Regions from separate parts of the Homo sapiens genome. Here region 2 is linked to region 1. A link is a loop called in an ENCODE intact Hi-C map of the cell type or tissue named here. Cell type or tissue: HepG2. All regions are shown on one strand. Each heading gives the region's core, and the rest is flanking DNA. Links, peaks and the distances in the headings are about the cores only. Region 1 overlaps AOPEP (aminopeptidase O (putative)). Region 2 overlaps AOPEP (aminopeptidase O (putative)).

What was found. A loop is a pair of places that touch in the nucleus more often than their neighbours do. Peaks named below come from ENCODE experiments on the same cell type or tissue, not always from the same donor. Only the 100,000 strongest peaks of a DNase experiment are listed, where the experiment ranks them.
Region 2: it touches region 1 in a loop (4-fold over the local background); 8 of 110 quality-filtered maps call a loop at or near these places.

Annotation. Positions count from the first base shown.
Region 1 is chr9:94,893,806-94,905,259 of GRCh38, reverse strand. All of the region lies in intron 5 of AOPEP (aminopeptidase O (putative)), which reads right to left. Among named protein-coding and RNA genes, the nearest start is that of AOPEP-AS1, 46 kb to the left of the region's middle. In HepG2, for the core only: no CTCF peak of the experiment used is centred there; a DNase peak (open chromatin) is centred at 5,239; H3K4me3 peaks cover 1,766 bases.
Region 2 is chr9:94,946,478-94,957,931 of GRCh38, reverse strand. It overlaps AOPEP (aminopeptidase O (putative)), which reads right to left. Exons shown (of 17, transcript NM_001193329.3): 8 at 2,653-2,755; 9 at 1,917-2,024. Among named protein-coding and RNA genes, the nearest start is that of AOPEP-AS1, 6.7 kb to the right of the region's middle. RefSeq lists silencers at 5,190-5,419, 7,320-7,498. In HepG2, for the core only: no CTCF peak of the experiment used is centred there; a DNase peak (open chromatin) is centred at 6,801.

The DNA of each region.
Region 1 (11,454 bases), core at 1,533-9,532:
ACTCATTCTTTTATCAGGAAAAAAAGGATGAGAAGAAGAAATCACATAAAAGAGTAAGTAGCAACTCGAAAATTATTTTCTTGGTTTATTTTATGTTGCAGCTACACAAGCCATCCCTTTTTGTGTGTCCATCAATACGATATCTGTTGTGCTTTTGTACAAAGAACAAAGATGCTTTTATCAATTCTCAAAAGTCTGTAAGACAAACCATTCATGCTGTCAAACCCCCTAAAACCCTTTCAGCAAATAATGAAATCCATCAGTGACAAATGTCAACATACTAATTTGTTAAATGCAAAACAAAAGCAACATTCAGACAAGGCGCTTCATTTCATGTTATATCAGCACTCCAATTTGTACCAAGTTTATGGCAACCCACAGATCATGCAATATTAAACAGGGCTGTATTATAATGACTAAAACTGGAACAATAAACTCCCCTTAGCTAGACTGCTAATAAAGCAGCTGAAATACGTGCTATGATTCTAGTACATTCAACTCCTTCCAAACTACTAGAAATTCTACAAAGATACCTATTGCTAATAATTTGGTTTAACCCAAATATATGGCTTTCAGATGGATAAGAAACTTGAAACACAAAAGTGAAGTCCCAGAGAAGACTTTAGAAATCATTTAATCCAATAAGACCAATTAGAGCAAAACAAAATTCTTAAAGGTATGAAATATGTAATAGGACATTCTTGATTTTTATTATTGGTCATGATTTTCAAAAACAGATATTTTAACTGAAACTATCCCATTCCACAATTCTGGAAGACTTTTTAAAAAGCCCAAAAGAAACAACTCACAGATGCCGAGATTCAGAGCTCTATCTGCAGGGTGTGAGGGAGAGGCTCTGAGTAATGTTTCTCCGTGACTTTTTTGAAAAAAACTGCTTCAAATAATACCCAGTGCCCCATGTGACTTCAGGCCAAGTTCTTTACCTCTCTGGCCTCAGTTTCATATAAATGAAAACCACAGCCACTGTGCAGGGAAGCTGTAGGATTTCTAGTATCATGTATGCAGTGGGTAGGTATTCCATATCTTTTTGATACATGAATGCCTTGGTCAGGCTTTCCTCAGATTGGTTGATTTCATCTCCTTTACTTCTGGAGGGATTAATTTAGTTGGGCTCTTGGGCAGCTCAAATGCAGATGCAGCAAAGGACACTATTCACATGAAAGGAAGGCAAAATTGAGTAGTTACGGTATGTAGTCATCAAATGGCAATCACAAATGTTTTAGTAATTTTTTTTTTTTTTAAGAAACAGAGTCTTGCTCTGTTACCCAAGCTGGAATGCAGTGGCACAATCATAGCTCACTGTAACTTTTTAAACATTTTTTGAACTTTTTTTTTTTTTTTTTTTTAGACAGAGTCTCACTCTGTTGCCCATGCTGGAGTGCAATGGAGCAATCTCAGCTCACTGCAACCTCCTTCTCCTGAGTTCAAGCAATTCTCCTGTCTTAGCCTCCCTGGGATTGCAGGTACCCACCACCACACCCAGCTAATTAGCTCACTGTAACCTTGAACTGCTGGGCTCAAGTAATCCTCCTGCCTCAGTCCTCCAAGAAGCAAGGACTACAGGTGCATGCCACCACACCCAGGCAAACTTGAAAACTGTTTTTTTTTTTTTTTTAGAGATGGAGTCTTGCTACATTGCCCAGGCTGGTCTTGAACTCCTGGCCTCAAGCAATCTTCCCACCTCAGCCTCCCAATGTACTGGAATTATAAGTGTGAGCCACTGCACTGGCAGGTGATATTTTTACAAGTGTATCTAGTTGGATTTCCATGTATCTTCAACCAATTCGATTACTGTAAAGAGATGATGAGGATGACACCTGCTATCACAGATCCATTTGCTACCACTTTCCCCCACAATGGGGCCTGCTGCCTGTTATGATCTTTGAAACAGAAGCAAACAAGCAGAGATACTTCAAGAAACCTGAAATGCAAAAGGCTATCAAGAAAAGGTTTTAAGGCCAGGCATGGTGCCTCATGCCTGTAATCCCAGCACTTTGGGAGGTTGAGGTAGGTGGATGACTTGAGGTCAGGAATTCAAGACCAGCCTGGCCAACATGGTAAAACCCCGTCTCTCCACAAAAAAGACAAAAATTAGCCGAGTGTGGTGGCAGGTGCCTGTAATCCCAGCTACTCGGGAGGCTGAGGCAGGAGAAGTGCTTGAACCCGGGGGGCAGAGGTTACAATGAGCCAAGATCGGGCCACTGCACTCCAGCCTGGGAGACAGAATGAGACTCTGTCTTCAAAAAAAAAAAAATCTTTCGGGTTCAAGAGATTCTCCTGCCTCAGTCTCCCGAGTAACTGGGATTACAGGCATGCACCACCACACCAGTGAACTTTGTATTTTTAGTAGAGACAGGGTTTCTCCATGTTGATCAGGCTGGTCTCAAACTCCCAACCTCAGGTGATCTGCCCACCTCGGCCTCCCAAAGTGCTGGGATTACAGGTGTGAGCCACGGTGCCCGGCAAAAAAAAAAAAGATTTTAAAAAGAGCTTTAAATTTTCTTTCAAATGACACACAGATACAGAGCCCCAGGGGAACACACCCACAAGTACACACACACAGCATATTTCTATCTAAGAAAATTCTAGGAAACTGAAGACCAGAAAATGTATGTACCTAAATTGTGACAAATGAGACAGATGAACACATCTTTGCAGAAGAAAAGTGACATAATCACTAGTACTAATGTCTTGGGTAAATTCTCAACTAGGCAATTGGTATTTGAGACAGGCAGGTCTAAACTACCATTCCTGACCATTTCTTTTGGATACAATACATTCTTATGCTTCTAGTCCTCAGAGGGGGTGTGGTATTGGGGGAGATGTTAAAACAGCTGCTGTCTCACCCCCGCAGTAAACTGTGTTTTAGCAGTTGACCCTGCTCACCCTAACCCCACTCCAGCTCAGTTTGCTGAGCTGAGGCACAGCACATAAAGCAAGATCCAGCCAGCTTTATTAGTTTCCTTTCTCACCTGCTGAACATCATTCACACAGAACCCTGTTAACCCTTCCTCACCCTTTCTGTGTGTGTAAGAAATATTAAATGACATACTCACTGGAAAGCTAAACCGTGTTTTTCCTCCCTGCTTAAACACTCAGTCAATTAACAATATACACAAGTCAACTTAGAGTTCTTGATACTCAAAGTGTGGTCTGTGACCAGGACCAGTGGTCCTGGTCTAGACACCTGGGCTCTTATTACAAATGAAGAATCTTAGCCTCTTCTCAGAACTGCTGAATTGAAATCTGCATTTTAACAAGATCCCCAATTCATTCATATGCACATTAAGGTATTTTATTAGCACTTTTTCTTTTCTTTTCTTTTTTTTTGAGACACAGTCTCACTCTGTCACCCAGGCTGGAGTGCAGTGGCGCGATCTCAGCTCACTGCATCCTCAGTCTCCCAAGTAGCTAAGATTACAGATGTGCTCCACGACGCCCGGCTAATTTTCTGTATTTTTAGTAAGGACGGGGTTTTGCTATGTTGGCCAGGCTGGTCTTGAACTCCTGGCCTCAAGTGCCCACCCACCTCAGCCTTCCAAAGTGCTGGGATTACAGGCATGTGCCACTGCACCCAGCCTTCTCAGCACTTTTCTACGTGAAAAGTTATTATACACATTTTAAGTGAAGGTTGTTGAAGATGCGAGGTGTTTTGTTTTTGTTTTTTCTCTTGTGGCTAGCAAAAGGTATGTGAGATACTGAGAAGCAGCGAGGAGTCCTAAGGACTCAAGGGTTAATCCGACAATCAGGAGAGAAATCCCACATTTAACAAATACTAGATAAACACCGATCATAGGTGGAAACTTGGGCTAGGTGTCAGGGACTTAAGGATGAATGAAGACAGTGCCCATCCTCCCATTTAAAACATGTACTATACTATACTATTAGGTGATTAAAGCCGCTACATTGAAAAAATACATTCTTGCTATGGGGGCTCAGAGGAAGAAGCAATCGATTCTTATTTGAGCAAACTTGAATACTCTATACTTTTTGGCCATTCTTCATTAAAAGCTGAAAGGGCCATAAGTATAAGTCAATTCCACATGAGTCAGAGAAGATTATGAAATTTTGATTTCTTGCTTATTGACAGTAACACATTCTAATTGTTTTGATAATGTCTCCCACCGAACCACTTACTGAAATGATGTTTCATATTACTTATTGAACTTCGCATGAATTACAAATAAAAAGCCAAATGGCAACCACCTTTTAACAGGAAGGAATATTGGAATGGCCAGTTTGCCAGGGTCTGAGAGAAAGTGGGCTGATCCAAGCACAGCATTATTGCAGGAAAGAGTTGAGCAAGTTCTAAAAAAATGGGCCCTTGGAAAGCATTCAACTTACTTGTGAGTCAGATGTGTCTTCACTGCAAAGCTTCGTGATTTTGTTTAAAGTCAGTTCCCAGAATCGCAGATCTATCCAGAACTCAAAGCTAAGTAGAAAACACACTCTAAAGCCAAATATAGATGACATTTGGATTGTCTACATGCCCCACTCTCCTCAAGCAGGGGAAACTGAAAGTTGACTAAGATACAGACATGCAGAGAAAAATGTTTCAAAGAATTATTCATATCGGATCCTGTTCCAAAGATGGTAGTCTGTTTCCCATGAAATCTTCTACTCGAGCACGATGAAACACTTTCCTAATGTCAGATGGGGCAGAGGCAGTGATAAATCAGGAAGAAGAAGATGAGGAGGAGGCAAGAGATTCTCCTGAGAGAGGGGGAAGCATGAGGAATACCCAGAAGGCTAAAGATGGTGAGAAAAACAGCTCTGCACTCACCTCCCGAAGGGCTGAATAATCGCCGGCCTCAGCAGATCATCTACCGAGGAGAATTACTTGACGACCTGGGAAGGATGGTGTTTTGGCCCTGAAACTGTGACCTGAAGAATAGTGCTTACATTAGCAGGCTACTGTGGTCCTCACAATCACCTTGGTGCCATTGAAAGTTTACAGGTTACAATATTCATAAATCACAGAATTTGGTTGCTAGAAGGGTCTTTTACCACTTCCTTTTACCCCCAGTCTCATTTCACAGACAAGAAAACTCAGGCTGAGAGGTTGGCTCACATAGCTAGCTAGTTGGCGGCGGCCAGCAGTCAGTCTGGCCTTCATCCTCTGACCCCCCTGCCCAGTGCTCTTCATATTATAACTGTGGTTTCTAACCTGGGTTCCCCAGACCCCTCCATCTCATTCAAGTCCACAGGAATCCATGAACTATGACTCACAGACTCATAGTTCAGTATTTCAAAAAGTTTACTTGAATCTATATATTTGGCTGGGGGGGAGGGGTCAGGTAACACATTAACCTGCTTGGGGCTAGATTTAACTCAGTAACTCAATAATTCTAATTATAGAGACAGTAAGTTGGGACTCAAGCAACCTACGTCTAAAAATTTTGTAATGCTTATTGAAAAGGGTTGTCTGTACTTTGTTCCAATTTCTTTGTTCTGAGAATTTTATATTTTTGTTTTTGTTTGTTTTTTTTTAGATAGGGTCCCACTCTGACACCTAGGCTGAAGTGCAGTGGTGCGATCATGGCTCACTGCAGCTTCAACATCCTGGGTTCACGCAATCCTCCCACCTCAGCCTCCCAAGTAGCTGGGACTACAGGTGCACACCGCCACGTCTGGCTAATTTGTAAATTTTTTGTAGTGATGGGGTCTCATTTTGTTGCCCAGGCTGGTCTCAAACTCCTGGGCTCAAGTAATTCTCCCATCTTAGCTTCCCAAAGTGCTGGGAATAAAAGTGTGAGCCACCGTGCCTGGCCTTCATAATTTTAATTATTAATAAGCTAACAGTTGCACGGTTAAAAAAAAGTCAATATAAAAAAATAGCAAATGTAACACAGTGAAACCTCGTCTCTACTAAAAAAAAAAAAAAAAAATAGCCGGGCGTGGTGGCGGGCGCCTATAGTCCCAGCTACTCCGGAGGCTGAGGCAGGAGAATGGCGTGAACCCAGGAGGCGGAGCTTGCAGTGAGCCGAGATGGCGCCACTGCACTCCAGCCTGGGCAACAGAGCAAGACTCCCTCTCAAAAAAAAAAAAAAAAAAAAAAAGCAAATGAAGAGGCAAATTATCTTCCCTCCTCCCATCAGTCCTCCACTTGGACTTTTTCTCCTCCAAGGCAACCAGTGTTAAAAAGGTATTACGAATTGCTCCAGAAAATATTTTAAGGTAATAAGGACAAATGCATGATGGACATTGCATTTTGTTTCTTCAGTTGATATTATACCAAGGAGCTTCTCCCACATTTGGTCTACTTAAGTCTTTTTATTTATTTATTTATTTGAGACAGTGCCCAGGCTCGCTCTGTCGCCCAGGCTGGAGTGCAATGGCGTGATCTCGGCTCACTGCAAGCTCCACCTCCCGAGTTCACGCCATTCTCCTGCCTCAGCCTCCTGAGTAGCTGGGACTACAAGCGCCTGCCACCACGCCCTGCTAATTTTTTGTATTTTTAGTAGAGACGCAGTTTCACTGTGTTAGCCAGGATGGTCTCGATCTCCTGACCTCATGATCCACCCGCCTCGGCCTCCCAAAGTGCTGGGATTACAGGCATGAGCCACTGCACCCGGCCTTTTTTTTTTTTTCATTTTATTTTTTATTTTTGAGACAGTCTTGTTCTGTCGCCCAGGCTGGAGTGCAATGGCGCGATCTGGCTCACTGCAAGCTCCACCTCCTGGGTTCAAGCGATTCTCCTGCCTTCAAGCGATTCTCCTGCCTCAGCCTTCCAAGTAGCTGGAATTACAAGTGCCCCACACCTGGCTAATTTTTGTACTTTTAGTAGAGATGAGGTTTCACCATGTTGGCCAGGCTGGTCTCGAACTCCTGACCTCAGGTGATCCGCCTGCCTCAGCCTCCCAAGGTGCTGGGATTACAGACATGAGCCACCACGCCTGGCCAGCTTCATTCTTTTTAAAGGCTGCATAGAATTCCACTGAATGGTGCAGCAGAATGCACATATCCTGGCCCCTCATGAGTTTCCAGAGCTTTGCTTTTACCAGCAATGCTGAAGTAAACATTCTTGCTTATTTAGCCACCTACACTTTGGTGAAATTCCTAGCAGTGGAAGTGCTGAGTCAAAGAGAGCATACTTTTAGGCTGGGCACAGTGGCTCATGCCTGTAATCCCAGCATTTCGGGAGGCTGAGGCAGTTGGATCACCTGAGGACAGGAGTTCTAGACCAGCCTGGCCAACATGGTGAAACCCCATCTTTACTAAAAATACAAAAATCAGCCAGGCATGGTGGTGCGCGCTTGTAATCCCAGCTACTCTGGAGGCTGAGGCAGGAGAATCGCTTGAACCTGGGAGGCAGAGGTTGCAGTGAGCCGAGATAGTGCTATTGCATTCCAGCCTGGGCGACAGAGCAAGTCTCTGTATCCAAAAAAAAAAAAAAAGGCATACTTTTGAAACTTCAGTAAATACTGCAAATGGCCCTCAAAGAAGTCACAACAATTTCTATCCCCACAAAAAAACAAATGAGAATGGCAGTTTCATTTGCCAGCTTTACTAATGAGTTAATTTTTATTTGGGGAGAGAGATTTTTATTAAAACATTTGTTAGAACACTTGATAAAATAAGAAACTTAGCCCTTTATTTGTCTACACCCCCTTTCATTTGTTGTATTTCTTTTTGTATTTCTTTCAATTAGAAGTTTGAAGTTTTTATTAAACATGTTTTATCACTATTTCTCTTTACAGCTTTTGAATTTTACTTTCTGACTCTAAAAAGTTTCCCACATATCAAGAATGCATTTATTTACTCATGTTTGTTTCCTACTGTGGTTTGATGTGCTTTTTTTTATTTAATATTTGATGTGGAATTTATTTTGGTGAAAGAAATATGGTATGCAGCTAAATTTCCAAATTGTGAATCGGATGTCTCAATAACATTTATTGATCAGTCCATCTTTTCTTCATTGATTTGAAATGCTCATTTCATCATATAAAAAAATCTGAATGTATTTGACTTTATTTTTGAGTTTTATTCTTTTACATTTCAAGGGCTTAATTTAACTTCTCAAGCAACAAACTATTCTGATTAATATATCTTTATAACATGTTTTAGATAGAAATATAATAGAACCCCTCATCATTACTCTTCAAAATTTTTTCCCATTCATCCTCACATTTATTTTTTCAGATGACTTTTTTAAACCTTTCCAAAAATATATATTTACATGTACATGACCAGGGAAATTTACTGAGGACAAACTATACACCTTATGTTTCACATTCAAATTTTGGTGCTTTTTAATTTAAATAAACATTTTACTTTAGTTTTAGAAACACAAAAGTTAAAACCAAAAACCAAAAAAAAAAAAAAAAACCCACAAAAGTTGAGACATTTGTCAAAATGTACAATGCTAATACAATTAACCAATATTAATATGTCATTATTAAAGTCTGTAGTTCACTCCGAATTCCTTAGTTTTTACCAGAATACCACATAACATTTAGTCTTCATGTCTCCTTAGGCTTCTCTTGCTTGAGACAGTTTCTCAGACATTCCTAGATTTTGATGACCTTGACAGTTTTAAGGTGTAATGGTCAAGTACTTTACAGAATGTCCTTCAATTTAGGTTTGTCTGAGATTTTTCAGTTAGACATGGGTTATAGGTTTTTAGGAAAAAGAATAGAGATATAAAGTGCGTTCTCATCACATCACATCAAGGAACCTGCTATCAACATGACATCACTGTTGATGCTAACCTTGATCACCCCGCAGAAGCAGCAGTCCAGTCTGTCAGGTTTCTCCACTGTAACGTTATTCTTTCCCCCCACTTTCCCTACTGTGACCTTTGGAAGGAAGTCACTATACACAGTCCACACTTAAGAGGCAGGGCATTATGTCCCATCTCCTCGGAAGGGGAGCATCTACATGCAGTATTTGGAATTCAGTACAGGAGATTCTTATTTATTCATTCCATAATTTATTCATATCATATAGACTCATAAGCATTTCTTTTCTGTGCTTTTCTAAATGGGAGCTCTTCTTCCATTATAACTGTTTGTTTGTAAATCAGAAAATGAATGATTTTTAAGAAGTTTATTTTGTAACCATCCATCTTATCGAGTTGTATTGTTTCTATTTTCCATTCAGTTGATCATCTTGGTTTTCCTATGCATCCTCCGAAAATAATGATAATTTTGCTGCCTCCTTTCAATAATTCTACCTCTAATTTCTTTCATTTATCTATTAGTATTGTCTAGAATAGAGATAGGCAAACATTCTCCATAAAAGGATAGCAAATATTTTAGGCTTTATAACATACAACCTCTGTCACAACTACTCATTTCTGCAGTTGTGGCATGAAAGCAGCCACAGACAATACATAAATGACTGGGCAATGCTGTGCTCCAATAAAACTTTATTTAAAAAGCACAGCCGAGTGCAGGGGCTCACATCTGTAATCTCAGCACTTTGGGAGGCCGAGGCATGTGGATCACCTGTCAGGATTTCAAGACCAGCCTCTCAAACATAGTGAGACCCTGTCTCTACTAACAGTACAAAAATCAGCTACTCCAGAGGCTGAGGCATGAGAACTGCTTGAACCCAGGAGGCGGAGGCTGCAGTGAGCTGAGATCATGCCACTGCACTCCAACCTGGGTGACAGAGGGAGACTCTGTCTCAAAAAAAAGAAAAAAGAAAAAAGCAGGCACTTGGCTTACAGGTAGTTTACTAACCATGAGTCTAGAATCCAAATATTATTACATAGTGATGGTGATGGTAGGTACCTTGTCTTGTTTTAATCTTAACTTTAAATAGAATTTTCTTTTGTTGTTTCATTACTAATATAATGCTAGCTTTTTTTTTTTTTTTTTCCTTTTTGTGTGTGTGAGACAGGGTCTTGCTCTGTCACCTAGGCTGGAGTGCAGTGGCATGACCACAGCTCACTTTAGCCTTGACTTTCCAGGTTCAAGCAATCCTTCTACCTCAGCTTCCTGAGCAGCTGGGACTACAGGTGCACACCACCATGCCCAGCTATTTTTTTTTTTTATTTTATTTTATTTTTTTTTAGTAGAGATGAGGTTTCACTGTGTTGCTATGTTGCCCAGGCTACTCTCAAACTCCCAGACTCAAGCAATCCTCCTGCCTCGGCCTTCCAATGTGCTGGGATTACATGTGTGAGCCACCACATCCAGCCTCATGCTGCCTTTTGATTACAAATACACACACACACAAACACACAGAGAGAGAGTTTACATAACATTAAAGAAATATCACTTCGTCCTATTTTCTCTAGAAGTATTTATTAGAAATATTATTGAATTTTGCTAACTGCCTTATTTGCAACTACTGAGTTTTGACATATTTGACCTATAAATATAAGTTTTCCTAACACATTTCTTAAGATGGAACCATCCTTACACTTTTAGGATAAAACCCATCTAGTTTGGGTTTATCATGCTTTTGATATGTTATTGAGTTATGTATGTTGTTTGTTATTTTTACATTGATATTTACAAATAAGAGTAGCTTATAGTATGTTATTGTTCTGTCTAACTTGTCAGGTTATGGCATTAGTATTTTGCTGGTCATAAACATAATTTGAAAGCCTTCCTTTCTATGAAAATATCTTTACAGTTAGAACTGACCTGTTTATTGAAATTTTGAGCAAATTCACTTATGAAAGAAACTCTGTGGGTCTGGTGTTTTTCCAGGAAAAATTCTTTGCTAACTTTCTTCCATGGGTATTGTTTACTTAGGTTGTCTAATAATTCATTCGGTATCAATTTTTGGTGACTCATATGTTCTTAGAAAATCATTTATTTCAGTCAGATTGTCAAAATTCTTTGCTGAAAAGTTCACAAAGTACTATATATGATTCTTTTAATTTCCTCTGCATCTGTTACTATTTGTCACTTATGATTTCTAATCCTCTGGATTAGTGAGTTTTTCTCTTTCCCCTCTTAATGCAGTTAGCCAATGTTATCTCTGTTTTATTGGTTTTGGCAATAAATCAACTTTTGTATTTGTCAATTCTGGTTTTTCTCTCATATCTTCTAATTAATTCATATCTGCTTTGATCTTTCTTTCTTTTGCATTCTGTAGGTTGATTTTATTGTTGTTTTCTAACCTCAGAAGTGATGTTAGACTATACATTTTTCATCAAGAACAATTTTGGTGGCATTCCATAGATTGAGCTATATATTGTTTTCTAGATATTCTGCATTTTGGGGTTAATTTATTCTTTGACCCAAAAGTTCAGAGAGGTTTTAGTAGAAGAGGGATAAATTGTTCTTCTTTTATTATTTCCTCATTTTATTACCTTACTGCATTGTGACCAAAGATAGTCTTATTTCTACTTTTGAGGAACTGATTGACATTTTTAGCAAGTCTTCCAATGTGATTAATTTCTACAAATGTTCCATGAACTGTCAGTTTATAAAGCAGACAATTACACATTTTACATTTTTCTTTCTAAGAAGA
Region 2 (11,454 bases), core at 2,416-10,415, 52 kb before region 1:
GGTAAATTTTTTTTGTATATTTTATTACAATTAAATGAACATTAAAATAAAAAAGAATGAAGTACTGATACATGCTATATGAACCTTGAAAACATTACGTTAATAAAGCTAGACACAAAAGTTCTCAAAGCATATGATTCTTTTATATGAAATGTCCAGAAAAGGCAAATCCATAGAGACAGAAAGCGGATTAGTGGTTATGTAGGGCTGGGGGAGTAAAAATGGGGAAATGACTGCTAATGATTTCTTCTGGGTTTGGTGAATATGTACTAAAATTAGATAATGATGACGGTTGAACAATCTTGTAAATATACCAAAAACCACTGACTTGTAGACTTTCAAAGGGTTAACTTTATGGTATGTGAATTTTATCTCAATAAAGTTGCTATGAAGAAACAATGAAGCTTTTCAAAAGAGATAAACGGGCTGGGTGTGGTGGCTCACACCTGTAATCCCAGGACTTTAGGAGGCCAAGGTGGGCAGATCACCTGAAGTCAGAAGTTCAAGACCAGCCTGGCCAACATGGTGAAACCCCATCTCTACTAAAAATACAAAAATTAGCAGGGTGTCGTGGCAAGCGCCTGTAATCCCAGCTACTCGGGAGGCTGAGGCGGGAGAATCACTTGAATCTGGGAGGTGGAGGTTGCAGTGAGCCGCGATCGCACCACTGCACTCCAGCCTAGGCGACAGAGGAGAATCTGTCTCCAACAACAAAAAAACAACAAAAAAGAGAGAAGCAAACGAAGAACTGAACAGTTTGGTTAAGAGAGCAGTAAGAGTTCCATGGGAAGTGAAAATCAAAACCTCCGAAGTCATGGTAAATACAATGCACTTATTTAACACTGCAGTCTCTTGGTGAGAAGTGGCTTCAAGCAGTAGGAATTTGTACTAATCAGTCAACCAAGCATGTAAGACTTCTGAACCAGTTTTCGAATTGCTTTTCCAAATATATGCTTAGGGAGGATTTTCCCCACACCCAGTACAAAAATAAAAAGAACATAGAGGAACAGCCATCCGGTCTTGTTACGCTCATGTGATTCTTCCATCTGTGTTCAAATTATACGTGCACATCCTTTACATCTAACACTGGAGATAATGAGACTCACAGCTGTATATGAGCACAATTATCAAATATGAAAAAGGTCCATTAGTCCAATCTATGCTAAGGATGCATCACCTATTTTCTATTAGTTATGAGTGTCATTTTTCAGAGCCTGCCACTCCTTGTTAACTTCCTTGCTATGTGCTGCTTGGCCCCATGCCCATACGAGCTGACAGGGTCTCTCTCTGATAGTTTTGTGGCCAGGCTGTCTGCATATTTCAGTGTATCTGGTTATTAATCTATTGATCAAATATTTATGGAGTACCTACTGTGTGCCAATCATGTGCTAAGTACTGGTGAAATAGAATGGTCTGGCCTTGTTGGGCATATACGTAGAGTGGAGGACAGCGAAAAGAAACAAATAGCCCCATGATGAAAACATAATTACAGACAATGGCAATGACAATGAAGGCAATGGAAAGGGCAAAGGGGTGGGACACGTGAGCCTGGATGCAGATCTGTTTAGCCGGGTGACTTGGAGCCTGTGGCGTTCAAACTGAAAACTAGAAGGTAAGAAGGAGGCAGTCTTCCAAAGATAAGTCCAGGTAAAGAGAACGGCAGGATTGTTTTATTTTTGTCTTTAACTATCACTGTGTACGAGACAGCTTTGGGTTATAGTTTATTTCAAAACTACAGAGAGATCACCTTCCCTGAAGCAACCCTTTCTTTGTGTCCATTTCATTAACTTCCTATTTTTCCCACTGCATTAAATGGGAAACCTTTTCCCTACTCTTTAATACTGGCATAATCTAATCTTCATGTGCCATACCCCCTCCAGTCATACATCATGGACTCATGAGGACCCATAAGTTACCTGGGAAAGAATCAGCTGTCCATGAAATGTGTGCACAAATTTTCTTAAAAATGAAAAATAGGTTTCATCTCCAAGTCTTTTGGCAAGAAACCGAAGAAGGAAGTAGCCCTAGAAGAAAGAAAAAAGAGAGAGAAAAAGAGGCCTACCATGAGTTCATAAAAAAATGGTTATATAGTCAGCCCTACCTAACCCATAGTGCACTTGTGCATCTAGAATGTGCCGTCCTACCTGTCCCTGGCTGCCCTTTCCATTTTCACCAGGAAGGCGTGGCCTGGAAATTAATTAGTTCTCAACTCCTTTGTTAATGTTGTCATCATTTTTGTTTGGACTTGGTTCACATGAAGGCTGGTTGTCCATCGCAGATGAAAAGAGAAGAGAGACCCAGTTCTTCTCTACTCCCCCTACCAGGAAAGGCCTTCACGACAGAAAACACTTCCTTCTCACCCATGTCTTTCAGTTGGAACCTGACAGCAAAGTGAGAGTTCTGCTCCTCAGGCAGGGAGAACAGAGGTACAGGGCAGGGAATATTTCAGCCTTTGTTCATTCAGTCTTTCCTAACTTGGTCTCCTTTTTTGGGCATGAAGTGCTTTAATTACTGAACGCTCAGATATCTGGCCAGTCAGATATCATTACAGTATTTTCACCTCAGTCTTGTTACTAATCATCATTGTTTAATTGTGTGGCCTAAAAAGTGCTGCACCACAATCACTGGCTTCTGCAACTGACATGTGCTTACCTTTAAATAATGCACCTGCATGAAGATCTTCTCCGGATTAAGTCCATGCTTGATAACAGATGCTCCCGAGTCACTTGTGTGGCCAGTTTTGTCTTTACTGGGTCTAAAACGATTTAGTAACAATTTATTTAAGTATAGCACATTCTTAAGTAATTAGGTCATAATAGCATCTTATTTGTTATTTTCAGAGTTGCTCAATATCATCCTGATTCTATTCAACAGTACCAGGTATAATTTAGAACAGTTTGTATTACATACTCGTCTACGGGATTTATATTTGGGTTGGGAACCTGAAGTTGGCTATTGGCAAATATTTTACATCAATTTATCCAAAATTAAAGTCTGCCAGACCCTCAAGGGTTCTAAGCTCTACTATAAATTATCTAAGAACGTATACCCTTTTTTGATGACAGACTGGGAAATGCAATGGAAAATGAAGCTTTACTTGGAAAAGTAAAGAACTTATATCTCTTTCAAAAAATTTTGAAAGCCTCAATGTTATCCACTTCTCTGGATTTGCACTTAGTAATTAAGGCTCCTTTAATAAATATTTGTACTTTCCACCCATATTAGAATTACAAAAAAAGGTCATAGAAGCTCATGTTTTTAGAACAGGTGGGAACATCAAGAATCACATACTTCAACTTCCTCATTTCACACAAGGTAAACTGAGGCACACAGACATTAGTTCTACAGTAAGTTTGTCCAACCCACAGCCCATCCATGGGCCACATGTGGCCCAAGATGACTTTGAATGCAGCCCAACACAAATTCATAAACTTCTTAAAACATTACGAGATTTTTTTGCGATTTTTTCCTTAGCTTATCAGCTGTCGTTAGTGTTAGCTTATTTTACACATGGCCCAAGACAATTCTTCTTCTTCCAATGTGGCCCAGGGAAGCCAAAAGATTGGACTGGATAGTCACGGTCCACTCAAAGTCTTTTTTTTCCTTCGAGTCAGGGTTTCACTCCCATCACCCAGGCTGGAGCGCAGTGGTGCGATCTTGGCTCACTGCAACCTCTGCCTCCTGAGCTCAAATGATCCTTCTGCTTCAGCCTCCCAAGTAGCTGGGATTACAGAAGCCTGCCACCGTACCCAGCTAATTTTTGTTTTTTTCTGTAGAGATGGGGTTTCGCCATGTTGGCCAGGCTGGTCTCGAACTCCTGAGCTCAAGCCATCCGTCCACCTCAGCCTCCCAAAGCGTTGGGATTACAGGTGTGAGCCACCACGCCCAGCTTTATGCCTTGTTTTGATTTGTAGTGACATTAGGACTGAAACCAGCGACTCCTTATTCTCCATGAAGATCTTTTCCACTGTGCTATTTGGCTTTAAAATTTTAAATATTTTAAATAAAATGTAACAGATCCTTTGGGCCATCTAGTAAAGATTTGTGCAGTGTTACAGTATAGCTTCAACAGCTGAATCAAAATAAGTGAGGAGGTATTTACAGCTTTCGGCTGTTCTAAAACCGGCCACTCACTGGATCAACACTGAGGAGTGTTGAGGTGAAGGAAGGCAAGGAACCACGAGAGGGTTGGTGCATCAGAAAAGCAAGGGGTTATTTTAAAAGGTAGTGTGGTGGTGCAGAAGGTATGCAGCCTTTGGAATATGAGACCTAGTTTAGACTAGCAGCCTTACTTCTTACTACCTGTTACTTACTAACCTTCATTTACTCACTTGTAAAATGGGAATAATCCTACCCACCTTCCCTGATCCTGCAGAGAATAACTGAAATAATACATTGCAAAGCCCCTAGCAAGGGCCAGGGATACAGAAATTACCTAATAAACTTAATAAAATATTCCATTTTAGCAAACAGGATCCCTGATTAAGTCTTAGCTGAATACTCTGGGACATTATCCCAGCAGACACAAGGCACAGAATCAGCAGATACCTAAAGGAAAGATGATGATGAAAACCATCAGAGCTAACTGCATACTTTTCATTTTTCTACTCGATCCCTGACTTACCTACATGCCCACACTTGTAAGAATAACTAATCCATTTCATCTTCATTTAAGACTCCCCTGAAAAGAATCAGCTTTTTTCACTGCTCTCAGGTTTGTCCTGCCATGCAATGTTTTTGTAAGAAAGCCACACTAGCTTTGATAAGGAAAGCCCATCACCCACTGTCTGGGGGAAGGGAGACTTCTCAAGAGTCAGTCTGAACTCAAACTAGGTTGCCCAGCCCTAAGACAGGCAGAGTTGCCGTGCGTCTTTTTTGCCCTTGAGCCCTGAATTGAGACTGCTCGAAGGGGAGGAACACAGAAGAATGATGTAAATCTCTGCTCAGAAGGCTGGCTTCCAGGTTCCAGTTCCCAATGACGCCTTCAGTTGCTGTTTTTTCCTTTGCCTAAAAATGTCCTTCCCGAAAGCATCCCTCTCTAACTCTCTTCTTCCATCCTCTCCAAATGAAGAAGTGCTCAAGAAAATTCTTCCTGCTGACAGCATTCAAAGCCAATATACAAGTCCCCAAGAGATTCCTTTGATAGCAGCTTGCTGCTGGAGAGGGCAGTGCACAGGCAAGCTTTGCAAGAAATCAGAGGGGGTGGTTTCTAGGAGGAAATGACACTCTATGAATGGAAACAGGAAACTTCCATCTCTGTGCTACTCTGGTTCTCACAATGCTACTAATACCAGGTCTGCGTAGAGAGACAAAGTACCGGAGAAAGCAGATGAACTACAACCACACACAGTAACACAGATGACTCTCACAGGTCAGCCAAAGAAGTCAGGTCCACGAAGTGCACACACACATGTACAAGTCCATGTCAATGAAATCCAAGAACAGGCAAAACTGACCTATGGGGATAGAGATCAGAATAATGGTCACCTTGGGAGGGAGTGTTGACAGACAGCAGAGAAACAGGAAGGTTTCTGAGATGCTGGGACTGTTCTATAGATTGATCTGAATGTACTTTCATGGGGATAAATCATAAAAATCCTTTGAGCCATCTAGCAAAGACTTGTGCACTTTAATGTATCTATGTTATGTTTCATTTAAAAACTTAAGCGATGCACGTACATGAAACAGCATACACTTGCGAGCAGGAAAGGCCATCAGTCTAGAAAAGGGGCTTTGCCACTCATGTGCCACTGGCACACGACTAGGATGAACTAAGCCCTATGCACCTGAGGACCAATGCAAAATTTTTTTTAAAATGACAGTGTGAGAGGCAGGAAGGGCTGTGGCAAATCCAACTGGTCGGTCTACTCCCATTCTCATTTGCCTTCTTCCTTGCCACTTGTATGACTGAATCTGAAAAGCTAATGCTCATTTTCTAAGTGTCTCTTGCAGCTGTGGCACTTAGTCCAGGCCAAAATGAAAAAAGCAGATGTCTGCTGTGATTCCATGCTGGGTGGGGTTCTGGGAAAGCTTTTGCTTTCCTTATAAAGGGGGAAAATGTGACTGCTACCGCACCTCTTCCCCACAAGCCTGGTGGATGGAGCAGTGATGGCCATCTTGCAACCATGAGGCAGCAAACCAGGATTCTGTGGAGAGCAGAATGGACTGAAGGAAGGCAAACAGCCTTTACTATCATCATGCTGCTCCTGGCCAGCCTGGGGATGCCTGCCTTCTGACTTTGTATTGTGTGTGAAAGATAACTACCATTTGTTTAAGTCAACCATTGCTTTATTGCTGCAATAATTGTAGCCAGATTCGTTTCTAACTGGACTAGTACTAACAGCTAACGTTTCCTGGTTATCCTCTGTGCCAGGTACTCAGCCAAGCTCTTCTTATTATGCATCACACCCTCTTCCCTCATAAGATCCTGATGAGGCCACATCCTGTTTATGCCCATTTAAAAGTTAAAGAAAGTGAGTCCTAGAGAAGACCACAAAACTGGTTAGTGGCAGAGTCGAGGTTAAGAACCCAGGTCCACAGAACACCAAAGTCCTTGCTACACTCTGGGGCCCCCCCAAGATCCAGGTCCCCATCTTGGCTGTGCCAAGTACTAAGTGGAGAACCTTAGAGGAATTGCTTACCCTCCCTGAAGCTCAGCTTCCTCACCTGTAAAGTCTGCAGTGAGGCTCAGGTCATGTGGAAGCATTCCATAAAAGCAAAAGTGTTCAGTATCTCTTAGACATTACACTCTGGTGTTTATTTCTTTGGCTGGAATACATGGAATGTGAGAGATCAAGTTACCAAGGTCATCTGAGCTCAAATGCCCTTGGTTTCTGTTGTACTTGGCACCAAATGCAACAACTGAGATTGACGTGCCCTTTCCCTTCCCCACGCCTTCCTTTTCCACCACAACCACAGAGGCAATGTGGATATTTAAAGAGTGGGCAGGTGGCAGTGATATTTGATACATAATGATTTGATTTCGAATCGGGCCTCCTGAAGAAAGGTCCAATCCTGCAGGATAACCCCAAGGGTGGGATTTGAGAAAATGCCTCTGAACTGTCCTCTGGCATGTCAGCTGGGTCTGAATACCCACCTGCTGCTCTGCCCCCACCCAGGCGGGCCCTCCAGCAGCACTCTTCCTCTCACACTCCCAGCAGTCAGCATGAGAGCCACAAGAGATTCTTCAACTATAAACCTGCTGCTGCCACGCCTGAGCCAGGGACTAAGCATCCCAGAAATGAGACAGAAGGGAATTAATGATCATTTCAACATCTCAGTGTTTCTGTTAGTCGCAGCTGCCCCACCAGGTTTGACAGCTTTGAGAGCAGGACCTCACTCACCCTGCAACAATGGAGGAAGTGAAATCTGACCCTTGTGTAGAGACTGGCCAACAGTGCCCATCTGAGCCCCAGATGCACAGGTGAGACCTGCAGGGGAAGGAGCATGACCACTGGGTGAGGGCTTGGACCCAAGTCTCTCCACTGCCATGTGATCTTGAACATAAGCCCCATGCAGTCCGGCTCCCTCATCTGTGAAAAGGTGACAGTAAGAGTCACTGGGGCAGCTCCCAGAGCTGAGTGGCACCAGAGCACTCAGCCAGAGCTCCTCCTGGCATTCAGTAGCTCAATGTAAATGTGGCTATTATCTGCGTTCTGTGTTCCGACTATGTTCTGACTGAGCCTCCAGTAGCATCAACTAAACCTTCCTCTGACAGGCAAAGACATTAAGAAGACATGGCACCATAGTTACGCATGTGAGATGCTGTCATGGGGGAAAGCTGGGGGAGGGGACACAGGAACTCACTCTACTACTACAGTAATTTCTTGGGAGTCTAAACCTATTCCAAAATGAAAAGGTTTTAATGACACCACACACAAATGTAGCCTATACTCTCCCTTGGTGAGACTGCTGATTTTGAATGCAAACCCTTTAAGGGCTGGTCTTTAAGCTTGCTCCTTGACTCATCATCATCAGAAAATAAATAAAAGAAACAACAAATTTCAAGAGCCACATAAAGTCCTACTAAGCTAGGTCTGGGCATCTTCCTTACACACTCATCCCCTTGGTCTACACCGCTCCACGAAGACACCTCTGGGTAAAAAATGAAGGCAGAATGATGAAAGCACAGGAATTCTCTATCCACTGTTTGTTTTCGGTGACAATTTTCCTATCTATAAACTGTGAATAATGAACATTTGCCACTGACTAGCATTTGCAGTGCTACCAAAAGGTTGTGAATAAACCTTTAACTAATAAATTTGTATTGTATCAACACCGCTGGTATTTGGCAGGTGTGACTGTCTGTATGCTTTTCAAAATGGATTTAACAGCTACCCAGCAGGAAGGGCTTCCCCACTGGGACCATCAGCCTGCAGCAGACACAGAAAGATATTCCTCTGGTGTTGAAAAAGGCAATTGCTAAGATGATTTAAGACAGAAGGAGGATCCCTCTGAGGAGCCACGGGAAAATAAACAAGGTTTATTCTGTCCTCCTGAGAGTGAAAGGACCCAGTGGTGGGTACCCATAAGAAGTCTCAGCGTCCCGGGTCGGCTGCTAAAGAAGGTGATAAGGAGAAACTCTGTAGTTAGCAGAACTGTGGAAAATGCAAACAAACTCCACACATTTTAATAATCAGGGTGGGAAAATGAAAGATGAAACTCAGAAAAGCAATGAGTATCAACACAAAACCAAAATGTCCTCAGGTCTTGATTGCCCATGTATCAGAAATTCCTCTGAGAAGCAAAACACCACATGGAGAAAAAATAAGAAACCAATCAATGCAATGGTCTGAGTGCTATATTGTCCCATTCAACACAGCAAGCGATGATCTAGACACATTCTCAAAAGAGACAGAGAAAAACGGAGAGCCAAGACACCCATGTGACTGCACAGGCAGTTTCTGCTAAGGGTGGTTTTCAGAGAACACAGACAATAGTTGAACGGGATGCTGGAGAAAGGAAAAACCCACGCTACATAAAGAGAGCTGGGAGGCTGTAAAATGACTGCCAAGAAGGCAAAACTTCAGGATGGGCTAGTGGAGAAGGCCCAGGACAACAAAAAGGGCTTTGGAGGTGAAGTTGGGAGCATAAGGAAGACCAGGTGCCAAGAGGTGGCAGAAAGAACAGAATGACTCAACTCCCATTTTGATTCAACTTTCCTGCCAAGGAGAATGATTTTCAAGCTACTCATGGTAGAATAAGCCCTGCTATGTGGGAACTGCTGCTTGGTACTGGTAGACAGGGCTCCTTCACCCTTTAAAGGAGTTCCCATTCCAAGTCCAGGTGAGGGACAGGCTATAGCTCTGAAAGCTTCCACCTGTGATATGTGATCACAGATCTCTGCGGGGAGGATCAATTCACACAGACAATGAGAAAGAAGCTGAAGGAGGTAGACAGCTATTCCGATTTGCAAAGATAAGAGATGGGGGGCGGGGCAAAATTTGTGATGACGTTATTGAACAGTTTGTGAGCACTTAAAAGAGAAAATGATGAACTACAAGAGTTAGAATGGGATCCTGAGGGCCAATTCCAGAAATTCAGTGGGGCATCTTGACTTCTGCAAGGCAGCTAGTAGAATGGATGTGGTGGAGAGCATGCAACGGTGAGCATATGGTAGTTGTTTCACGGCTTTATACAAGGCTAAAAAACAGAGCCCCAAGGGTGTTGATTAATTATTTGCTATAACCTGGATGGAGATCCTTAGGTCTGTGCCTAAGGAATGGTGATTTACTGGCTTAACAGATTTGCCTATGAGCTATAGTTGGGAGTCTACCTGGTTGACTGACAGCATCCACAGTCAAGAACAGCAACCGCAGGCTGAACTGAGGGTCCAATGAATAAGAAGAAAATATCTAATAGAGAGAAAGAGTTTTTAAAAAATTAACTGTTTGCCTATGAAAAATATTTAGTATATTTAATTTTCTGTAAACTCAACATGTAGCAGGAGGTGACTGCTGTGGCTTCCAACATAGTAAGCACAAGGGTGGGCTGGATCAACAGGAGGAATGCAAATGTAATGGGAATCCCACTGGGGGAGGTGATGTGGAGAGGAGCAGTTAGGAGCTGGGCTCTGGGGTCAGATGCGCCTCTGCTTTCACCCCAGTGCTGCTGCTTACTCGCTGTGCAGATAAGGCTGACTGCTTAATATCTCCATGCACCTGCTTCCTCCTCTATCAAATGGGGAGGAAAATGGTACTATGGTACCAGCACTTCTCTCACAAGGCCATTTTGGGATCAAATGAGATAATGTATATAGAATGCTTAGGACAGTGTTTGGCATATTAAAAGCACTCAAAGAATGTTATTAAGGAGGAAAAATGCATGGGACTTGGAATGGTAGAACTGCCATGACAAGGTGTATTATACTGAATGTAAAAATGAAATATGGGGCTGGGTGCAGGGGCCCAAGCCTGTAATCTCAGCATTTCAGGAGGCCAAGGCAGAGGATCCCTTGAGGCCAGGAGCTCGAGACCAGCCTGGGCAACAAAGCGAGATGTGGTAGTGCTCGCCTGTAGTCCCAGCTACTCAGGAGGCTGAGGTGGGTGGATCACTGAGCCCAGGAGTTCAAGGCTGCAGTGAACTTTGATTGCGCCACTGCATTCTAGCCTGGGCGACAGAGAAAGACCCATCTCTTAAAAGAATAACAAAAGGCCGGGTGCGGTGGATCACGCCTGTAATCCCAGCACTTTGGGAGGCCGAGGCGGGTGGATCACGAGGTCAGGTGATTGAGACCATCCTGGCTAACACAGTGAAACCCCGTCTCTAATAAAAATACAAAAAAAAAAATTAGCCGGGCGTGGTGGCAGGCGCCTGTAGTCCCAGCTACTCGGGAGGCTGAGGCAGGAGAATGGCGTGAACCCAGGAGGCGGAGCTTGCAGTGAGCCGAGATCGCGCCACTGCACTCCAGCCTGGGCGACAGAGCGAGACTCTATCTCGAAAAAAAAAAAAAAGAATAACAAAAAAGAAACATGGTATATATATATATCTGAGTGAATCCCACTGGATGAACACTTGTCCTTCCTTTCTGGATGATCCAGATCCAGGGGTGCAATAACAGTTCCACTCCATGCTTCATGGGTGGCGCCTCAAAGCAGGCTGTGTTCAGTTCAGTTGTCACATTTGGAGAAGACCACTGTCAACAAAGAGAACAACCAAGGACCAAGCCCAAGAAAGCGAACGTTCTCCCAGGCATGCGGTATATATGCTAAATTCACCCAAAAAAGTGACCTATTGGTCAGGAAAAGAAAGAAGAGCCTTCAGATACGTAGATTGTTTTGGTGGGAGCAAGGCGCATTCTGTGCAATTCTGGAGATAAGAGCTAAGAGGACTGCGCAGATGTTACAGGAGGCAGATTCCAGCCAAATCTGAGAAGGGCCATTCTAAGGATCAGGCTCTTCCTACAGGAAATCTGCTGTTTGTTAGTGCAATGAGACCTGGATCCTGGAACTGCTC